Linked DNA regions of Homo sapiens: region 1 is linked to region 2. The links are chromatin contacts, found by Hi-C in ENCODE. All regions are on one chromosome and are shown on one strand. Each heading gives the region's core, a stretch centred on a gene start or an enhancer-like site at or near the end of the contact. The rest is flanking DNA. Distances are from core to core; before and after follow the strand shown.

The links. Hi-C counts contacts between places; a loop is a spot of excess contacts on that map. Pooled maps may share reads with other maps.
Region 1: a pooled map shows a loop between it and region 2 (4-fold over the local background). The contact joins two enhancer-like sites. A Hi-C loop is called at or near these places in 2 of 37 single-sample maps with no recorded cell type and 3 of 50 pooled maps.

Annotation. Positions count from the first base shown.
Region 1 is chr17:9,428,899-9,435,422 of GRCh38, forward strand. All of the region lies in intron 6 of STX8 (syntaxin 8), which reads right to left. Among named protein-coding and RNA genes, the nearest start is that of STX8, 140 kb to the right of the region's middle. Within about 2 kb of position 2,898, at least 3 of the 41 ENCODE cell types and tissues checked have a DNase peak (open chromatin) inside an H3K27ac peak, as active enhancers do.
Region 2 is chr17:8,923,710-8,930,613 of GRCh38, forward strand. All of the region lies in intron 1 of PIK3R5 (phosphoinositide-3-kinase regulatory subunit 5), which reads right to left. Among named protein-coding and RNA genes, the nearest start is that of PIK3R5, 39 kb to the right of the region's middle. Within about 2 kb of position 2,287, at least 3 of the 41 ENCODE cell types and tissues checked have a DNase peak (open chromatin) inside an H3K27ac peak, as active enhancers do.

The DNA of each region.
Region 1 (6,524 bases), core at 1,648-4,147, 510 kb after region 2:
GAGGCTCTGTTGATAGCAAAGTGTCATATTTCTAGAGACACATAATTGAAAGAAAATGCAACCAATGAGGCACAAAACATGTTTTTCAAGTTCATAGCCCCATATTTCATGAAAGGGTACCTTTGACTTGGTCAGTTTCAGTGCAAACATATTAATCCTTAATTACCCAGAAGATTCAGTTAACCAGAACATCCCAATCCCTTACTATATACTCAGTGGGGTTTTTAAAACAGTTTTATTGAGACATAATTCACCTGCCACAAATTTACCCATTTAAACTGTATAATTACATAGTTTTTGGAATGTTATACTATTAATTTTTTAAAATTGTTTTGAGATATATATATCTAAAATGGCAAAATGGCACATTTTGTTTTATATATTATATATAAAATATATAAATACATTATTTATATATTTTTATTATATATTTTATATACATATATTTATATATAATATATAATAAATATTTATATATAACATATATTTATATATTATAAATATATAAATATATGTAAATAGGCCAGGCACGGTGGCTCACACACCTGTAATCCCAGCACTTTGGGAGGCCTAGGCAGGCGGATCATGAGGTCAGGAGATCAAGACCATCCTGGCTAACACGGTGAAACCCCATCTCTACTAAAGGTACAAAAAATTAGCCGGGCGTGGTGGCGGGCACCTGTAGTCCCAGCTACTCGGGAGGCTGAGGCAGGAGAATGGCGTGAACCCAGGAGGCGGAGCTTGCAGTGAGCTGAGATCGCGTCACTGCACTCCAGCCTGGGCGACAGTGCAAGACTCCATCTCAAAAAAATATATATTATATATTTTATATTATATTATATATTATATATATTATATTTTATATATTATATATAACATATATATTTTATATATTATATATAACATATATATTTTATATATTATATATTATATATATTATATATAATATATAATATATATTATATATATTATATATTATATAGAATATATTATATATAATATATTATATATTATATATAATATATATAATATATATTATATAGAATATATTATATATAATATATATATTATATATTATATAGAATATATTATATATAATATATATATTATATATTATATATTATATATAATATATTCTATAGAATATATATATTCTATATAATATATATATTCTATATAATATATATATTCTATATAATATATATATTTTATATATAAATAAATATAAATATAAAATATATATAATTTATATATAAAATATAAAATATATATAATTTATATATAAATAAAATATAAATTATATATAATTTATATATAAATAAAATATATATTATATATAAAACAATTTGCCATTTTAAAGTATATAATTCTGTGGCATTAATTACACTAACAGTGTGGTATAACCACCACCACTTATCTATTTCCAAAACTTTAAAATTATCTCAAACAGCAACTCTAACCATTATGTAATAATTCCCCATTTCCCCCTGCCCCTAGCCTCGGTAACCTCTAATCTACTTTCTTTCTCTGTGAATTTGCCTATCCTAGATATTCCATATAAGTGAAATCATACAATATTTGTCTTTTTGTATCTGGCTTATTTCACTGAATGTCTTCCAGGTTCATATATGTAATCGCATATATCAAAACTTCATTCTTTTTATGGCTGAATAATAGACCATTTTAAGTACATACTACAACTTGTTTACACATTCATCTGTTGACGGACAGTTGGGCTCAGTGGTTTTGGCTTTTTTTTTTTTTTTTTTGAGACAGAGTCTCGCTCTGTTGCCCAGGATGGAGTGCAGTGGCGTGATCTTGGCTCACTGCAACCTCTGCCTCCCAGGCTCAAGTGATTCTCCTGCCTCAACCTCCCAAGTAGCTGGGACTACAGGCGACCGCCACCATGCCTGGCTAATTTTTTGTATTTTTAGTAGAGACGGGATTTCACCATGTTAGCCAGGATGGTCTCAATCTCCTGACCTCGTGATCCACCCGCCTCGGCCTCCCAAAGTGCTGGGATTACAGGCGTGAGCCACTGCCCCCGGCCTTTGGCTTGTTTTTTAATAAATCATGAGTTGCTGAGCATCTCATTGGGTAGCAGGGGTTTTTTTGTTGTTGTTGTTTTGGTTTTTTTTTAGTAGAGATGGGGTTTCACCATGTTGGCCAGGATGGTCTCCATCTCCTGACCTCGTGATCCACCTGCCTTGGTCTCCCAAAGTGCTGGGATTACAGGTGTAAGCCACTGCGCCCAGCCTTTGGCTTGTTTTTTAATAAACCATGAGTTGCTGAGCATCTCATTGGGTAGTAGCATTTTTGTTGTTGTTGTTTTATTTTTCTGTTTTTTTTTTTAGTAGAGATGGGGTATCACCATGTTGGCCAGGATGGTCTCGATCTCCTGACCTCGTGATCCACCTGCCTCGGCCTCCCAAAGTGCTGGGATTACAGGTGTGAGCCACTGCGCCTGGCCTTTGGCTCATTTTTTAATAAATTATGAGTTGCTGAGCATCTCATTGGGTAGCAGGGTTTTTGTTGTTGTTGTTGTTGTTGTTTTGTTTTTTTTGTTTTTTTGTTTTTTAGTAGAGATGGGGTTTCACCATGTTGGCCAGGATGGTCTCGATCTCTTGACCTTGTGATCCACCTGCCTCGGCCTCTGAAAGTGCTGGGATTACAGGCGTGAGCCACCGCGGCTGGCCAAGGGCAGCAGGTTTAAAGGAAGAGAGAACACAGTCATGACACTGGTGCTGTGGCTGAATTCTAGAAGGTAGTCCTCTTCCCAATTTTACTAACTGAGAAAAGTAACAAGGTAAGGCTCACTTGTTTAAGAACAGCAGGTTAGCAACAACATAGTGCCAAACGTTCTGACATTAACATCATGGTGTTAAGACCACGAGTGCTGTACTGTCTCCAAATACAGGTCAAGGCTATGCTTGCAGAGCTTTCCCAGAAACCTCCCTTCCTTTTCCTTTCTGAAGTCAGAGTGTTCCTAGGACAACATTTTGGTTCATAAAACATTTTGTAATGCTGTGACTATCTCAGCATACAGGATACCCCTCTCACTTCAATCTCCTTGTTTTCTAATAAAATCAAACATTTCAAAAATGGCATTAATGTAATGGATGAAAGAGTTACACTTCACCATCATTTTAAGTTAAAAAGAAGTATTTGAAAAAATAAATTCTGATTCTAATGCTCGTTCTTGAAAGTTTGCTTCAAGCAGGAAAACAACTGCTTTTCAGATTCTCTTTTTCACCTGGCTTTTTTTTTTAAGTTCTTAAGTAAAAATAAAAAAGTTCCAATTGATTTTGTAAGTTTTGTGATGGTAAAACAAGATGTGGAGCAAACATTTCAGAATACCAAACAGAGTTAATTAATTCCAGTATAAGCTCCTCACATACGGCCAGAGCTTGCAAGCAGATGTGCTGGCTAAATATCTCAGGTCAATCTTAGCACATTATTGAAAGTAACCTCCCATTCCTCAGAAAAGTCTGGCCTGCAGCTTACAAACTAGAGCAAACAACTTAGACACATGGAAAAGTAGAATTTAACATCTCCCGATTTCCACTCTCCATTTATTTCCAAACCTTCCATCTAAATCGGAAGAAAAAAAAAATGCCCTCTAGTCACACATAGGCCACACTAAAGTATTAGCCACTAAAATAAAAGATGAGGAAGCAATTTTAAATGCAGTCACCACAAATGTGTTTTGGGAACTTTCACCTTGTCTCTCATAAACTAGAAAGTGTACTTCATGTTCCTTTTGGTTTCGAATGAGCAAGGCATTTCAACTATTAACATTTCATTTCCACCACGTGTCTGTTTCAGAGCTAGCAGCTGGCCTATTTATTTTGCTAGCTGGTGATAGAATTAAATACAGAGTCTTTGAAAACATTTACAAGCTTTCCCTCTAACCTTCTGTGTACTTTCCAAATTAGGCTACTTTGATTGTTATTAGCTAAAGGTTTACGTACTGGAATACTAACACTGTTACCTTCAGAGTAAATTGTTTATAGCTCAGGTGCAGTTTAGAACATTTTCCTCCATGGAATACTCTTGAGATTGAGGAGAAGAAAGTTGAACTGGTTCACTCTGGATCAACAAGTTTCCTTTGTGAGTCAAACAATATTAAGGCCACACAGATATGGATGCAGTCAGGGAAACCAGTTGTGAAAATAGTTCTAGTCCTCTACAAAACCACAGGCTTCCTTTGTGAGCTCCCAAATGCTTTATAATCTCAAAATCACCATCGTCATAATGCACTCCTAAGATTTATTCTTTGACACTAGCGTTTTGATGTGGAAGACAAGGCATACGCCTGGACCCCAGGCCAGTGTGGGTTCAAATCACGTCTCCTTCACTTATGATGAGCTAGACGGTCTTAACCAAATAACCCAAGTCTTTAGTTTCAAAATCAGCAAAACGGAAATAGTAATTTCCACTTCATAGCTTTGTCGTGAGCACTTGCATTGCACAGATGCTCAATTAGTGGTTTGGGATGAAATCAAAGATCCTTCATCACTATAAGCTTTTCTCAATCTCTTCGGCCCACAATATCACTCATGAAAAGCATCCATTCATTCTTTCATTCAGTCAAAAACTACCTATTGGCCCTACTGGAGATAAGAAGTTCCTCCTCCATAGATTGTGATGATGGTTTCATGGATGTACACCTATCTCCAAACTCATCATGTTGTAGGCATTAAATATTACCATTTTTTGTATGTGGGGGAAAAAAGAATGGGAAAAAATGTGGCCCCTTCTCTTAAGGAATACACAGAGTACTTCAGGGGGTCACAGATATTAAAACGGGGGAAGGGAGGGTGGGAATCCAAAAGAGTGAAAACTCTAGCTGCTCCACAGAGTATTGTGAGGACCCAGAGAAATGGGCCAACTCTTCCTAGGAAAGTGAGGAAGAGTTTAATGGGGAAGATGATATTTGAACTACGGTTGTGTGTGTCTTTTAGGTAAGAAAGATGCTCTTCTTGAGCATCATAAGCAAGGAGAACAGCACAGAAGAAGGTAAGGAGTGGTGAGATGGATTGCTGTAGTCAGTGCAGCTACAGAAGAGATGATGCTGCCTAGGGGGTAAAACGGGCTTTAGTATGTCAGGATCTTTTTTTTTTGAGACGGAGGCTCACTCTATCGCCTAGGCTGGAGTGCACTGGCGCAATCTCGGCTCACTGCAACCTCCGCCTCCCAGGTTCAAGCAATTCTCCTGCCTCAGCCTCCTGAGTAGCTGGGATTACAGACAGGTGCTACCATGCCCGGCTAATTTTTTGTATTTTTAGTACAGACAGGGTTTCACCATATTAGCCAGGAGGGTCTCGATCTCTGGACCTCGTGATCCGCCGGCCTCAGCCTCCCAAAGTGCTGGGATTACAGGCGTGAGCCACTGCGCCCAGCCAGTATGTCAGGATCTTAAAGTTGCTATTTCATCCTCAATGTGACAAGAAGCCACTAGAGGATTTTAGCATGAAAACAACACAATCAGATTTGTTTTTAAGAAACTAATTGCGTTAGCAGAGGGGAAGACAGAGTGGAACACTAAAGGACTTGTGGCAGGAAACCCAGCTAGGTATAGCCATAGTTCCAAGGCAGAGAAGACAGGGTCTGGGATCAAAGCAAATTAAGGCAGCAGAGGTGGGAAGAAAAATGTGAGAGACAGTTTCAGAGGTGAAATCAACTGAATTCAGTGACTGGCTGCAGATGTCTAACTGATATAGGGCAGGCAGGCTTAGCCTGGGAGGGTTCTTGGCTTCACCCAGGAAAGAATTCAAGGGTGAGCCAGAGGTGAGCGGCAGTGTGCAGCAGAGGTACTGTTCCTTGTAGAGCAGGGCTAACTCATAGGCAGTGTGTCCAGAGCAGCAGCATATGGGCTGTTGGCTAGCTGTATTTATATCTACTTTTAGTTGCATGCAAATGAAGAGGTGGGTTATTTAGACCTTTTAGAAAAGGGGTGGGGCATTTCTAGATGCATAGAAGATAACTTTCAGGTCATTCCCATGGCATGTTGCCACGGCATTTGTAAACTGCCATGGCACTGCTGGGAGTGCCTTTATGTTAATGAGCAGTGAGGGCAACTGGAGGTCACTTTCATCACCATTTGCTGGTTTCAGCTGGCTTCTTCACTGCACGCCCTGTTTTGACCACATCTTTCTCCAATCAGTGGGTTGTGACTGGTGCTCAGAAAACAAGTCCTGCTGATCTCCTACCTCATAACCTTGAAAATAAGTTGGAGGGTGACACTAATAACCAAGATAAAGAACAAAAGGAATGGAACAGGTTTGTGGGGAAAGATACTGAGCCGTGTTTTAGACATGTTGCATTTGAAGGACCGTTCAGGTGAAGATGCTGAGTAAAGTTGGAAATATGGATCTAGGAATGTAGAAAAGTACAGATTGAAACGTTAACATCTAAAAAAGGCTAGAGCACAGGAGATTAGGATAAGCATTAGCCATTATGAACAGGAGAGGACCCCAATAAGAGCATGCAGAGTGAGAGAGACCCAAAGACAGAACCCTGAA
Region 2 (6,904 bases), core at 1,037-3,536:
TATGGAGCCCATCTTAATGGTTAGACAATGTGCACAGGAGAATAAAGCAGCAAATGAATGTAAATGTAAAAACTCAAGAAAGGCCAATTACACATATATTGGCAGCTTTCTGGTTTTTCTGGATGTGGAAAAAGATTGCAGTTGTGACATTGCACCCTTCCCTTCCCTTCCCCTCCCCTCCCCTCCCCTCCCCTCCCCTTCCCTTCCCTTTTCAAGACAGGGTCTTGCTCTGCCTCCCAGGCCAGAGCGCAGTGGTGTGATCATACCTCACTGCAGCCTTCTGGGTGTGGAAAAAGATTGCAGTTGTGACATTGCAGCCTTCCCTTCCCTTCCCTCCCCTCCCCTCCCCCCCTCCCCTCCCTTCCCCTTCCCTTCCCTTTCCTTTTCAAGACAGGGTCTTGCTCTGCCTCCCAGGCTGGAGTGCAGTGGTGTGATCATACCTCACTGCAGCCTTGACCTCCTGGGCTCAAGCGATCCTCCTGCCTCAGCCTCTCAAGTAGCTGGAACTACAGGCACATGTCACAATGCCTGGCTAATTTTTTTTTTTTTTTGTAGAGGTGGGGTTTCACCATGTTGCCAGGCTGATCTTGAACTCCTGAGCTCAAGCAATCTGCTGGCTTCAGCCTCCCAAAGTGCTGGGATTACAGGCGTGAGCCACCTGCAGCCTGACACAGGCTGCTCACTTTCTACAGGTAGAATCATTTCTAGTTTGTAAGACAGATATGAATATTTCATAGTTTTGGGCAAGGAAGATTTTTCTCCTTCCAGAGCACTGTGACTTCTAGATGCTTTACTATCAGAATAAGTTTGGGGTAGACTGGTCCAATCCATTATCTTTTCCCTTGCACAGCTTTTCTTCTCTTCCAGAGTGATAAACCATTTACCACCCCGTCTTCTCTCCATTAATCCAACAGCAGGTCATTGTTCTCAGACACGGGCACATCTTCACTAGTCTCCTTTTTACTCTCTTTGAACTCCTGCCCAATTATGCAAGAAAAATCTCTCAAATTCTCCCCCTCCATCCCATTCATGAATATGCTTTAGAGCGAAACCTCTCTAACAAGAAAACAGATACTCATCAGGTTTGTGGACAGAACTGAAATCAGACACTCCTCCCGATACTTGGCCAGGTGTGGTTTTTACAACTTTTTATGAAACAAACGCTGATGTCAAGAGTCCCGTTTAGCCCAGTCTAGAACTCTCTAGATCTCTAATGGACAACTTACTATGACATTAGGGCATCAGGCACTGATGCAGTCTCTCCCAACTTCTCACCAAATATACCAGATAGATAGTTAGATAGTAGATGGATAGATAGATAGATAGTAGATGAATAGATAGATAGATAGTAGATGGATAGATGGATAGATAGATAGTGGATAGATAGAAAGTAGATGGATAGATAGATAGTAGATGGATAGATAGATAGTAGATGAATAGATAGCTAGATAGTAGATGGATAGATGGGTAGATAGATAGACAGAAAGTAGATGGATAGATAGATAGATAGTAGATGGATAGATAGATAGTAGATGGGTAGATAGATAGATGGTTAGCTAGTAGATGATAGATAGTAGATGGATAGATAGATAGATAGTAGATGGATAGATAGTAGATGGATAGACAGTAGATTGATAGATAGATGGATTGATAGATAGTAGATGGATAGATAGATAGATAGTAGATGGAGAGATAGTAGATGGATAGGTAGATAGTAGATGGAGAGATAGATAGTAGATGGATAGATAGTAGATGGATGATAGATAGATAGTAGATGGATAGATAGTAGATGGATAGATAGTAGATGGATAGATAGATAGATAGTAGATAGATAGTAGATGGATAGATAGATAGATAGAGAAAAAAGGAACACACATGCATACAATCCAAACTGAAACCAACACTGACAAGCCAGAATGAGGGATTGACATTATGTCTAAATCAGATGGAAATGGATTAAGAAAATCCAGGCTTAGGTTCAGGCCAAAATCTCTATAATAAGTGGGTACAGCTTGCATCATGGCTGAGTACATTTTGGTCCCCAAGTGGGTGTGCACTTTTTCCTTGGATGCTTCATCCCCTTTTGTCTTTTCCTTTAATGCAGATAGATGCATCACATTCACTGAGATGGAGAAGTTTGGGGAGAGGACAATTTGGGAGAGGAAAACAAGAGTCCTGCTTTGTCCGAGTTCTATCCCCTTCAGACCCCAATGGAGAGGTCTGGGCTACAGCTCTCTATTTGGGAGTTCACATGGTGCTGTGGTCACTGAGGCTGTGAACCATGTGAAGCGAGAAGAGTGAGGAGAACACCTCCAGTGTTAAGAGGTGGCACCGGAAGTATCACAAAAAGACACTGAGAAGATGCAGCTCATGAGCAGGAGGAGAACACGATGTGACAGGATCCAAAACAAGCATGTTTCAAGGAGGGAGTGAGGAATGCCACTGCAAGGTCTACAGCATGAGGGCAGAGAAGTGGCCACTGGATCTGGTGACATGGAGGGTTTGAGTGACCATGAAAGAACAAGTGCAGGAAGAAAAGACCAAATGGAATGGGCTAAGGAGAGAGAAGTGACAGAGAGGCAACTGCTTTGGGAAGCTTTGCTCAGAAGAGCTGGGTTTATGAAATGCCCCAGGATCCAAAAGAACCCTAAGGTTCTTCCAGTTTGAAAAAAAATGTCTATATCGATGTCAAAAGAAAAACTACCCGTATTAGTCCATTTTCATGCTGCTGATAAAGACATACCTGAGACTGGGAAGAAAAATAGGTTTAATTGGACTTACAGTTCCACACGGCTAGGGAGGCCTCAGAATCATAGCAGGAGGCAAAAGGCACGTCTTACATGGCAGCAGCCAGAGAAAAATGAGGAAGATGCAAAAGTAAAACCCCTGATAGAACCATCAAATCACGTGAGACTTATTCACTACCACAAGAACAGTATGGGGGAAACTGCCCCCATGATTCAGATTATCTCCCACCAGGTCCCTCCCACAACACATGGGAATTATGGGAGTACAATTGGAGATGAGATTTGGGTGGGGACACGGAGCCAAACCATGTCACTACCCAACATGGTTACACGTCCAAATGCTAACAGAAATTATATCTGGGAGGTAAAAATAGGAATAATTTTTATTTTTTATTAAACATTTTTCATAATATATATTTTATGCCTTGTTTTTTATCACATAGATAACAGAGGTTATATATATATAAATTAAAAAATGGTGCTGGGTAAGTGGAGTAGATATGCTTTTCCCTATTCCATTTGAAATACAACTACAAGCCCTGAACAATATATATAAAACTAACATAAGAGACCCTGAAAGAGAGAGAGAAGGCACACAGGCTAGGGACCCTGGGGACAAGGAATGGCATGGGTGAGTTCCCTGGCTTCTCTTTTTGCCTTATAGATTCCAGACTTGGAGCTGAACAGCCAGCAATCTGAAAAAATGGGTGCAGATTTAAAATAAAGCCCTCACAAAAGCCTGCTCTCTCTAGCCAAAGCCTGAGGAAAGAGGCAACTTAGCAAGACAGACACTTTTAGACAATACCTGCTCTATTCCAGCCAAACTCCACAGGGAAAATTGTGGTGCCACCTCCACCAGCAAAAGCCAGTTAATCGGCTTAGACTTCCACCCTGGCCAGGCCGTAATGAGGTTCCCCAAATCCCCTGCCATGGCCACTGTCTGAAGAAGCCAAGTAGATAGCCAGGTCTTTTATCTCCATTAGCGGTAATTAGCCCCCTCCCACTCCACAGTGTTAGTGGACACCAGTGAGGAGCCTGGACTTCCACCCCCACCAGACAGTAAAGAGACACCTCCATGATAAGATGATGTCAGAGGAAGCCTAGCAGGGAGTCAAGACTTTTACCACTGCCCAGAAGTAATGAGGTCATCCCCTCTGCTGTGGTGGCATTGTAGCTGTAAGGAGGCACTCCTACCGTTTCTAGCCAGAGACGTATCAGTGGAGGCCTGTTAGAACTTAGATATGTTTTTTTTTGGTCCCACCAAGTCTCATGTTGAAATCTGATCTCCAGTGTTGGAGGTGGTGCCTGGTGAGAGGTCTTTGGATGGTTGGAGCCAATCTCTCTGAATGGCTTGGTGTCATTCTCATGGGAGTGAGTGAGTACTCACTCTTCATTCCTGAGAACTGGTTGGGAACCAGCTTAGTTCCCCTGAGAGCCTGGCACCTTCCCCCTGCACCCAGTTTCCCACCATGTGATTTCTTCACACCAGCTCCTTTTAACCTTCCACCATGACTGCATGTGGCTTGAGGCTCTCACCAGATGCAGATGTTGATGCCATGCTTCTTGTACAGCCTGCGGAACTGTGAGCCAAATAAACCTCTTTTATTTATAAATGACTCAGCCTTGGGTATCCTTTATAGCAGCACAAACAAAGACAAAACCTAATAGGTAGCTGGAACTCCCACTCTACCCCTTAGTAATGTCAGACAAAAGGTCTAACATTCATGTGATTGGAGTACCAGTGGGAGAGGAGAAAGAAGGCCGGGCTGAAAAACTACTTGAAGAAATAATCACTTAAAACTTGGCAATGGAGGCTGAGTGTGGAACCTGAAGAGGAGAACCTCCTGGGAGAGGAGAAAGAAGGCAGGGCTGAAAAAGTACTTGAATAAATAATCACATAAAACTTGTCAAATTTGGCAAAATATATAAAACTACAGTTTTAAGAGGCTGTGTGAACCATAAACAGGATAAAGCCAAGAAATACACACCAAGACATCTCATAGTCAAAATTCTGAAAACTAAAGACAAAGAAAAAATCTTGAAAGGATCAAGAGAGAAACAACACCTTATCTTAGATGAAATATAATTTGAATGACAGTGTACTTTTCATCAAAAATTATGAATGCTAGAAGGAAGTGGAATAACATATTCTAATTGCTGAAGGACAAGCACTGTCAGCCTAGAGTCCAATATCCAGCAAAAATATCCTTCAGGAATGAAGAGGAAATCAAGATACTCTCAGAGGGAGAAAAACTGAAATAATTTGTCACCAGCATCCCTACTCTAGAAGAATGGCCAAAGGAAATTCTCTAAACAGAAAAAAGGATAATAAAAGAAAGAAATCTTGGAACATCAGGAAGAAATAATAAGAAAGGGAAAAATCTGGGTAAATACAATAGATTTTCCTTCTCCTCTTGAGTTTTCTAAGTTATCTTAGATGGCTGAATAAAAAATAACACAGTCTGATGTAGCATTAAATGTATGCTGAGTAAATATTTAAGACAATCATATTATAAATGGAGGCAGGTAAAGGGAAATAAAGGGAGGTACAGTTCACTAGGACTGGTAAAATGATAACAGTGGACTGTGATAAGTAACAATATATGCAGTGACCATTCAAAAAGCTATACAAATAGATATATATAAAAGCATTACAGATAAAATAAAAAATGAATTCTAAAGAATGTTCAGTTAGTCCATAGGAAAAAATGCAAAACCAATAACAAAATAGCAGACTTGAGCCCTAACATATCAGTAATTACATTATATTTAAATGGACTAAATAAGCCAATTAAAAGACAGAGATTTGTAGTGAATTATAAAACATAACCCAACCATTTGCTGTCTACAAGAAACTCACTTTATATATAAATATATAGACAAATTAAAAGTAAAAGGGTGGGAAAATATATATCGTGCAAGCATTAATTAAAAGAAAGCAGCAATGGCTATATTAATATCAGATAAAGTGGAGCTCAGAGCAAAGAGAATTACCAGAAGCAGAGAGGGACATTATATAATGACATAAGGTCAATTCACTAAAAGACACAGCAAACCTAAATGTGTTCACACCAAAAAGATATGTGAAGCAAAAACTGAGAGAACAGAAAGAAAACATAGACAAACTCATAATTATAAGTGGGGACTGCCACAGTGGAATGCTATACAGCCAAAAAAAGAGAACAAAATCATGTCCTTTGCAGCAGCATGGATGAAGCTGGAGGCCATTATCTCAAGGAAATTAAGGCAGAAACAGAAAACTGAATACCACATGTTCTCACTTTTAAGTGGGAGCTAGGCTATGGGTTTGCAAAGAAATACAGAGTTGTATAACGGACATTGGAGACTCAGAATGGGGGAGACATGGAAGGGGGTGAGGGATGAAAAACCAACTACTGGGTACAATGTACACTACTCAGATGGTGGATCCACTAAAATCCCAGACTTAACAACTATACAATTCATTCATGTAACCAAAAACCACCTGTACCCCAAAAGCGATCGAATTTAAAAACAGTAAAAAACAAGAAATAATCGGAGACTTCAGCATCCTTCTCTCAACCACTGATAGAACAACTGTAAAGAAAATCAGCAAGGATGCATAAGAATTCAACAACACTATCAGTCAACAGGATCTAATAAACATGTTAGAGCACTCCACCTAACAACAGCAGAATACACATTTTTTTCAAGTACTTACGGAACATAAACTAAGATAGATCATATCTTGGGCCTTAAAACAACCAAACTTTCAATTACTTAAAAATAACTGAAATCATACAGAGTGCATTCTATGACCACAATGGAATCAAACTAGCAATCAATAATAGAAAGATCACAGAAAAATCTCCAAATACTCAAAAACTAAACAAACTTCTAAATAATTCATGGGCCAAAGAGGAAGTCTCAAGAGAAATCCAAAAATTCACTGAAGGAATGAAAATGAATGTACAATGTATCAAAATTGGTGGGATACAGTTAAAGTAGTTCAGAGAGAGAAATTTATATCACAAAATAACATATATTAAAACTGCTGTATGGCCCAGCAATTGTGCTCCTGAGCGTTTATCTCAAAGAAAGGAAAACTTATGTTCATACGAAAACCTGTACATGAATGTTTATAACAGCTTTGTTCAAAATGGCCAAAAACTGAAAAC